Linked DNA regions of Homo sapiens: region 2 is linked to region 1. A link is an interaction called in ENCODE POLR2A ChIA-PET data of the cell type or tissue named here. Cell type or tissue: K562. All regions are shown on one strand. Each heading gives the region's core, and the rest is flanking DNA. Links, peaks and the distances in the headings are about the cores only.

Region 1 (4,390 bases), core at 176-4,175:
CATCCCCCTGAAGAGAAAGACTCTCTTTCAAGGGAAAGGACACTTCTTTTCCAGATACTACTAACAAACCAGCCCTCTCATTAAGGTCACATTCTCTCACTCCTGAATCATCCCTGTGGCCAGGAAGCATGCTCTGCCCTGCTGGGCTCAGGCCCAGGTGCCTGCCCCAATCACTGTAACAAAAGGCCTGTGTTGACCTTTAGACCCATCAGGCCAACCCCAATGGAGGAGTAGAGTCGGCTGGGCGCGGTGGTTCACGCCTGTAATCCCAGCACTTTGGGACGCCGAGGCGGGTGAATCACAAGGTCAGGAGTTCAAGACCAGCCTGGCCAACATAGTGAAACCCCATCTCTACTAAAATACAAAAAATCAGCTGGGTGTGGTGGCGGCCTCCTGTAATCCCAGCTACTCAGGAGGCTGAGGCAGGAGACTCACTTGAACCTGGGAGGCAGAGGTTGCAGTGAGCCGAAATCACACCACTGCACTCCAGCCCAGGACACTGCAAGACTCCGTCTCAAAAAAAAAAAAAAAAAAAAAAAAAGAGGAGTAGAGTCAACTGCCCCTGCACTATCTGGGACAGGGGCTCTAGGGGGAGGCAGAGGAGCATAGGGATGGGGGAGTGGGGCAGAGTGGACACCTGCACAAAAAAAGGAGGCAGTGAGAAGGGGCAGGGACAATGGAAGCTGGTGGGGAAGCAGAGACTGTGGGCCATCTGCCAACATCCGTTCTTCCCTCTTCCTGGACACACAACCAGACCACATCTCCCAGCCTCCTTTGCAATGGAAGGGACCTGGATCCCTAAACAACTGTGCCCAAAACTAGGGCCACTCACTCCACCATTGTTACATAGAAGAGAAATTATCATCTTTAAGCTGCAGCAGGGGTGGGCAAACACTCGCGCTGCCTATTTTTGTAAATAGTATTTTATTGGAATACATCCACGATCATTCATCTACATATTGTCCATGACTACCTTCACTCTACAAGGACCGAGTGGAGCAGTTGAAGCAGAGAAGATATGACCTGCGAAACCTAAACTATTTACTCTCTGGCCCTTTACAGAAAGTTTGCTGGTCCCTGCCCTACATCAGTATTGGATCTCTTTGTTACCACAGCCTAGCCCTCCCTTGGCTAATGCAGTACACAACCAACACTGCTAACAAGAGGAGATACATCGAAGTGGTTTTGTCTTCTTTTTTCTTTCTTTTTTTTTTTTTTAAGATGGAGTCTTGCTTTGTCACCCAGGCTGGAGCACAGTGGCACAATCTCGGCTCACTACAACCTCCATCTCCTGGGTTCAAGTGATTCTCCAGCCTCAGCCTCCCCAGTAGCTAGGACTACAGGCATGCACCACTGCGTCGGGCTAATTTTTGTATTTTTAGTAGAGACGGGGTTTCACCATGCTGGCCAGACTGGTCTCCGGCTCCTGACCTCAGGTGATCCGCCCGCCTTAGCCTCCCAAAATGCCGGGATTACAGGCGTGAGCCACTGTGCCCGGCCTTAATTTTTTTTTTTTAGAGGCAGAGTCTCGCTCTGTCACCCAGCATTCACCAATGGTGCAATCATAGCTCATGGCAGTCTCCAATTCCTGGACTCGAGCGATCCTCCTGCCTCACCCTCCTGAGGAGCTGGGAGTACAGGTGCATGTCACCATGCCCGGCTATTTTTTTTTTGTAGAGACAGAGTGCATAGTGAAAGCTCTCTCTGTGTTTTTTGTCAACTGTCACACCACAACAATCATCAACACAGAAGACTTCTGTGACCAAATATGGAGGGTTTTCCCCCACACACCAAGCAGTAGACCCCAGCCAGTGTCCTCTAATTCAGTCCCAACACAATCTATCCGGAGACAGTGTCAGGCCCCACAGGTTGAGGGCTCAGACCCCCAAGACTGCCCCCTCGCCCCACCACACAAACTAGTTGCAAGGCCAGGCCTCCAGAGCTTTTGACTGACCAGCTTCAAGTTTGGGTTCCCATGGCCCCCTCTTTGGGTTTGATTAATTTGCTGGAGCGGCTCACAGAACTCAGGGAAACACTTATTACATTTACTGGTTTATTACAAAGGATATCGCAGAGGATACAAACGAAGAGGCATGTAAGGCGGGGTATCAGGGAAGGAGTGTGGAGCTGCCATGCCCTCCCTGGGCGCTACACTCCAGGAACCTCCCTGTGTTCAGCTATCCGGATAAAAGCTCCCTGAACCCTGTCCTCTTGAGCTTTTATGGAAGCTTCTTGACATCAGCATTCTTTCCCCCAGGGCATAGGGTGGGACCCTTGCATGGGAGAGTCTTAAAATCCACAATCAGAAAGGCGAGGGAATGTTAGAGTGAAAAGAGCTAGGGAGAAGGTCAGAGGCTGCCCCTGAGGCCTAATGCACCCAACATTCTAACAAAAGACTGAAACAAGGGCTATGGGAGTTATGAGCCAGGAACCCTCTTGGACGAAAACCAATCTATTTCATAACACCACACTGGGTGTCCCTATGTTGCCCAGGCTGGTCTCAAACTGGCCTCAAGCAATCCTCCCGCCTTGGTGTCCCAAAGTGTGGGGATTACAGGCATTAGCCACGGAACTCAACCCATCAAAGTGTTTGTTTTTGTTTTGTTTTGTTTTCGAGACATAGTCTCACTCTGTCACTCAGGCTGGAGTGCAGTGGTGCGATCTCGGCTCACAGCAACCTCTGCCTCCCGGGTTCAAGAGATTCTCCTGCCTCAACCTCCTGAGTAGCTGGAATTACAGGCATGCACCACCATGCCTGGCTAAATTTTGTATTTTTAGTAGAGATGGGGCTTCACCATATTGGTCAGACTGGTCTCGAACTCCTGACCTCGTGATCCATCCACCTCGGCCTCCCAAAGTGCTGGGATTACAGGCGTGAGCCACCACACCCAGCCTCTCAAAGTGTTTTAAATTCAGTTAATAAACCACTTATTCCCTGGAAACAGCTCCTGTCATGGCACAGCCCACTTCAGGAAAAGTTGTACCAGGCAGCCTGTGAGAACATTTTCAATAGAAATGAGTGGACCAGGAACAAATTTTATTCCTACTCAATGGCTGTGTTTTCTTTGGCAGAAGCTAGACCAAGTTTCACATCACAGTTGAGAGGAGACGTGCATAGGAACTGCGTCATCTGGTTCCACACTCGCTCCAGTGATGTTTGAGCCCCAGCATAGATCAGCATGCCAGGAAGCAGCCCACCGGACCCACCCCTGATCATGGCACTGGACATTGTTTTCCGTGCTTTTCTCAGGCTGGTTTCTGCCTGTCCCAACCCTGGCCATGGCTGACAAGGGGCCCAGGGACACTGGAGCAGAGAGACCTGCTGGTCCTTGGGGTTTCTTGCAAGGTAGGACTCTACATCCTCCCTTGGGAACTAATTGATCTGTCAGTAAAATGTAAACTTCTGACTCCATGGGTCTGTGAATCAGCTGCCTCTAAAGGGAAATATCCCAGGAGTGATGAAAACTTGAAGATCGAGGATTGGATATAAGCTCAGAGGTGAAGGAGGGAAATTCCTCGGGTCAACTTTAGCGGACTGATCCACGGGGTCTGCCAAGAGACAGGAGCTCGAGGGTTAAACCCAAGCACTCGGGAGTCAGATGTATGAATCTGAATCTCAGCCTCTCGGCTTGCTGTGTAATCTCAGGCAAGTGACTTTTCTGTTCTGTAAATCAGGCTGATAGCGGGGGAACCTCTCTCACAGGGCTGCTACAAAGATTGCATGAGATTTTGCTCAACAAATATTAGCTGTTGGCTCCAGAGTTTAATACCTCTGATCACTACAAGCTTTGAAGGCAAGATAAAATAACTTCAACATGTGAGTACCAGGAGGCCTTGGTGAAAAGCAAGCCTGCCGGGAGATAATGCCTGGCTGGGTCAGGATTCTTGGTGCTTATTGACCACTGGGCACTTCAGAGCAGAACTCATCAAAGCCTCTGTATTGGGACAAGGGCTAGGGTGGAGGGGAGGATTGGGAAGGGAGAGGGGAGACTGTCCTTCTTTCTACTAAAAGTTACTGGCAAGAGAATGGGAATTAACCAGGCCTGGAAAAGTAATTTAGGTATTAGAACTTTGAACTCTTTTTTTAAAAACAAAAGACAAAAACAGCTTTATTGGGATATAATTGACAAATAAAAATTGTGTATATTTAAGGTGTACAACTTGATGTTTTGATATATGTACACATTATGACATGATCACTACCATCAAGCTAATTCACATATCCATCACCTCATACAGTCACTATTTTCTTCTTTGTGTGTGTGAGAGATGAGAACACTTAAGATCTATCCTCAGCCGGATGTGGTGGCTCACGTCTATAATCCCAGCACTTTGGGAGGCTGAGGCAGGCGAATCACGAGGTCAAGAGATTGAGACCATCCTGGCCAAC
Region 2 (4,390 bases), core at 150-4,149, 130 kb before region 1:
CTGCTTAAAGAGGAAGCATTTTGGCAGTCTTCTAAATGACAGCTTGTTCTTGGGGGGCTGAGCAAGGGGGGACCCCAGGGGATGTGAGTGGGATGTCACTGCATGTCCCCGAGGCTGGGCACCTCCCTGTGTAAGACCCCATGCTGGCTGCTGGAAATTGCCAGAAGGCAGCGGCAGGTTCTCCAGGGTTCCTTTCACCAGTGTCCTTAGCTCTTTTCCTGGAAGATAAATTGAAGGCATCTTAACTTCTTTCTGCTTGCCAAACAACCTGTCAAGGAGGAAGAAAGAACAGAACCATCTGCTTAACCGGTGGTGACCCATGCTTCTCTCTGGGGCAAGAGGCTTCTTTCACTTCTGGGCCAAAGCTAAGTGCTTGTGAAAGCTGCCAGATGCTTGGTGTTCTGCGGTGGGCAGGTCTGTGCAAACCTACCCCCAAAGACCCAGGAAAGAGGCCTACAAATCCAGTTTCTCAGGAAGAAACGTTTATTTTATTAGGGACTTACAAACAGAAGCCACGTTGCAGGCAGCGTTGAGAGGAACAGTGGATCCCTGCACCATTATCCCCCAAAACCAGGACTTATCTACTGTAGGGAAGAAATGTGTAGGACAATTGAAGTTGACCCCTCAGGGAAAGGCAAGAATGCTATGTGAGTCTGCCTAAGGGCAGGATTCATGGTCAAGGTTGCTTTGACCTAAGGGCAGGATTTAAGGTAACAGCAGATGAAGTAGAAATCTTAGAGTCATTCCTGGAACAGGGGTTAATCAGAAGTCAAGATAGCATGTCAGCTTCCAAGATGGAGCTGATTTAGCCTCCACATGGAGTCGCTGGAAACCTCATGGGGAGGAAACCAGAAACAGAAATGGAAAAACTAGATTTTGTCCAACAATGGAGGAACCACGTAGAAAGTACAGTGCATCAATATCCCAGACTATGCAGCCACGAGACAATACTTGTGACAAAACTGGCTTCTAGCTTCCCATCCTGTGAAAAACAGCAGAACCCCCATGGTGCACCCACTGTATGCAGGTGGACAGAGCCAGGGAGGAAAGGGTCACAGAAGAAAACATTTTTGTCATGGTGGAATTAACTTATTACCCCAGGTGGAAAAATGACTGCATGTGTGCTGGGATCCTTTTCAAATGTTCAAATTATTTTTTTTTTTAAATCCAGAGTATAATATAAAAAGGACTCTGCAAGGAATAGAGGAGTTTATTCATTTACCTTCTAGCTGGCAGCTTCCCCACTTCCAGAGTTCGCCTATTTTCTTGACATATATGAAGCTCAGAGAAAATCAGTTTCTTTTGAACTTGTACGTTTCTTCAAAGGGTAGAGCAATTTGAACTCCCTGCCTATTGTGGTTTTCTTAACAAGCCAAAAAGGACACAACACATAATGCTTAAATCTGCAAGTACAAAAGCCTCTTCTTGGATTTAAAGTTGGGAAACATCTCCTGGGGAAAGTGTAACTATTAACGCAAAGTATTTGGTATTCACTGTACTGGAGGAGAAAAAGTTCTATACAACCATACTTCTGGAACCTGACCTATCTGTTTAATTACTTCACCAAAGAAGTGTTTAACCCTCTGCAAATCCAACTTCGTAATTTATCAGTCCAGTCGCTGTGCCTATGAGGAAACATAAATTGCAATCATCTTGCATTTGCACAGCAGCCACCAACTTACAGAGCACTTTCACATCTTTTGGTCCATTTCATTCACGAACACTCATCTTCCCGCCCCAGAGCCCAGTGAGGAGGGCAGGGTAAATTCCTGTGGTGCTGGAGCTGTGAATAACTAATCTAATCTGTGGAACACAGCTCCTGCCCTCTCCTGGCTTACCCTCTGAGTTCAGGAAGCCTCAGGAACTGTTTGCTCCTTGATATCTGGGAAGTGTTGCACAGAGCAGTTCTCACCCTTGTGGGAGCCTGGCGTAGAGGCAGAAGGCCTTACAGATACAGAGTGGGGCTCTTCGGAGACCCACCTCTTTGAGTTCAAATCTAGATTTAGCATATGTTTGCCGTGTGATTCTAGGTTTGTGTCCCAACTTCTCTGAACCTCAGCTATAATTTGGAGGTAATAATACCTTCCTTTGTAGGGTTGTTGTGAGCATTAAAGGAGATAAGTCTGGGAAGCATCTTGTCCAGTGCCCTGCTCAGAATATCCCCTAAATAAGCAGCAGCTAGGTGCAGTTTTGGGTACCCCAGAATTAGTTCTTCGTGTGGCTGCATTGGGATGCTCAGGGGCAGAACCCATAGCCTCTGTCTTCTTAGTCCTAACAAAAGCTACCCCAACAGTTTAGACCTTACCTCTAGGAGAGGCAGCAGGAAGAACGGCTCCCTCAGTCCCTCTCTATCCCTTTCCCCAGGATCTGCATGGGATCTCAGAACAAGGTCCCCCTGGAGGAGAGCCAGACCTGTCCCCCAGGCAGGCTTCTGGCTGTGGAGAGAGGCTGAGTCAAGGTCCCCACCACCCACCAAACCCCCAGACCAAGCTCTGAGGCCTCGGACAGTGTACATCCAGAAAGAGGCTTTGCTCTCTGGCTGGAGAAATGTTGTGTTGTTGTTGTTGTTGTTTGTTTGCTTAAGACAGAGTCTTGCTCTATCATCCAGGCTGGAGTGCAGTGGTGCGATCTCAGCTCACTGCAACCTCCACCTACTGGGCTCAAGTAACTCTCATGTCTCAGCCTCCCGAGTAGCTGGGATTACAGGCACGCACAACCATACACGGCTAATTTTTGTATTTTTAGTAGAGACAGGGTTTCGCCATATTGGCCAGTCTGGTCTGGAACTCCTGGTCCCAAGTGATCCACCCACCTCGACCTCCCAAAGTGCTGGGATTATAGGCGTGAGCCACCACGCCCGACCTGAAATGCTATTTTAAGGGTCCAATCTGGGTGCGCTGTGAGAAATGGGGCAGGAGAGGCTAGGACATATCCCCAGTATCCTCTCGAATATTGGGGAGCTATTCACCCTGGCTCTTTTTTTTTTTTTTTTTTTTGAGATGGAGTCTCGCTCTTTCACCCAGACCGGAGTGCAGTGGCGCTATCTTGGCTCACTGCAAGCTCTGCCTCCCGGGTGCACACCATTCTCCTGCCTCAGCCTCCCAAGTAGCTGGGACTACAGGCGCCCGCCACCATGCCTGGCTAATTTTTTGTATTTTTAGTAGAGACGGGGTTTCACCGTGTTAGCCAGGATGGTCTCAATCTCCTGACCTCCTGATCCGCCCGTCTCGGCCTCCCAAAGTGCTGGGATTACAGGCGTGAGCCACCGTGCCCAGCCTACCGAATGTTTAATATGCTTCCACTGTTGTCCACCCAGGCTCTTATTTGCTTGTGCAAGCCCAGCAATGTGGGGACATAAATGTAGGGACACAGAGTGAAGCTGGCGGCCACTTCCTGGGCTGTTTGGCCAGCATAGCTTTGAAGGTTTCTATTTTGAATGCCCTTGGGATGCTGTCTCTGCTTTGTCCCCTCCTTATCTTCTCATACCTACTACTTCACACATCTAGGAGCCTTGTGGCTCCTGAAGGTGAGTCTACAACCTCTCCACAGACACTCATGTCATTTACATAGGTGCTCGGTTTCTCTAATGGGAAGAGAGAGGAAAGGGCCAAATTCTTTCTGAGACCCTCTGCAAGGCCACTGGCACACACCAACCCATTTAGCTCTCACAGTAACCCCATGCTGGTGTTCTTACTATCCTTATTTTGTCAAGGAGGAAACTGAAGTTCAGGGAGTCATTGTTGGATATATTGGAGCTAAAACTGGCAGATCCTAAAGGCCAGGTCCTTGGTGTAACACCAGGGACCCGGAGCCATCACCTGTGAATCTGGTGCAGGTAGACAGACATCCCCAGGGGCTGATGGAACAGAGGAGAAAGCCTTGTTCTTATGGAGTTTGGACCTGTGGCCAGGGCTCCATTTACATTCCTTTTGAGAAATGGAGCCATCCTTTGGCACACACCCACCCCCATGCACCCTGACCTGGAGCCCTGTTGTCCACAGAACTGCCCAGTGGGCACCTGAGTCAACCAAGAATGGACTCTGGGGGACAGCACCCCCCTCACATCAGGATCCTATTGGTGCTTCACCTCCTACATCCATAGCTCTTCCTTGATCATAGCTCACTGGAGCAAACTCAACCACCCCCAGCTCCTGTGTTTGAGGGCCTGGGGGCAGAGCAGGGTCAATTGCACTGCTCAGATTGATCTGTTGACCCCTGAGACTCTTACCTGTTTATGTGGAAGTCAGGTGTCACGGAGCACACCTGAGGGAGAGCCTATCGCTGCTGTTCAGAAGGCTCAGCTGTGCGTCTCTTGCCTGGCCCTCAGTCCCCAAAGGCACCTGAGCTGGTAAACATGGCAACAGAAGTCACCTGCCCTCATTACCTGGCC

The links. ChIA-PET counts read pairs that join two places held together with the same protein. Peaks named below come from ENCODE experiments on the same cell type or tissue, not always from the same donor. Only the 100,000 strongest peaks of a DNase experiment are listed, where the experiment ranks them.
Region 2: POLR2A ChIA-PET joins it to region 1 with 5 read pairs; 8 of 35 experiments call an interaction of 5 or more read pairs at or near these places.

What each region holds. Positions count from the first base shown.
Region 1 is chr1:211,636,544-211,640,933 of GRCh38, forward strand. It overlaps NTRAS (non-coding transcript regulating alternative splicing), which reads left to right and starts at 3,265. Exons shown (of 3, transcript NR_131925.1): 1 at 3,265-3,346; 2 at 3,676-3,817. In K562, for the core only: no CTCF peak of the experiment used is centred there; no DNase peak of the experiment used is centred there.
Region 2 is chr1:211,501,905-211,506,294 of GRCh38, forward strand. No RefSeq gene overlaps it. Among named protein-coding and RNA genes, the nearest start is that of RD3, 12 kb to the left of the region's middle. In K562, for the core only: no CTCF peak of the experiment used is centred there; a DNase peak (open chromatin) is centred at 1,847; H3K27me3 peaks cover 2,738 bases.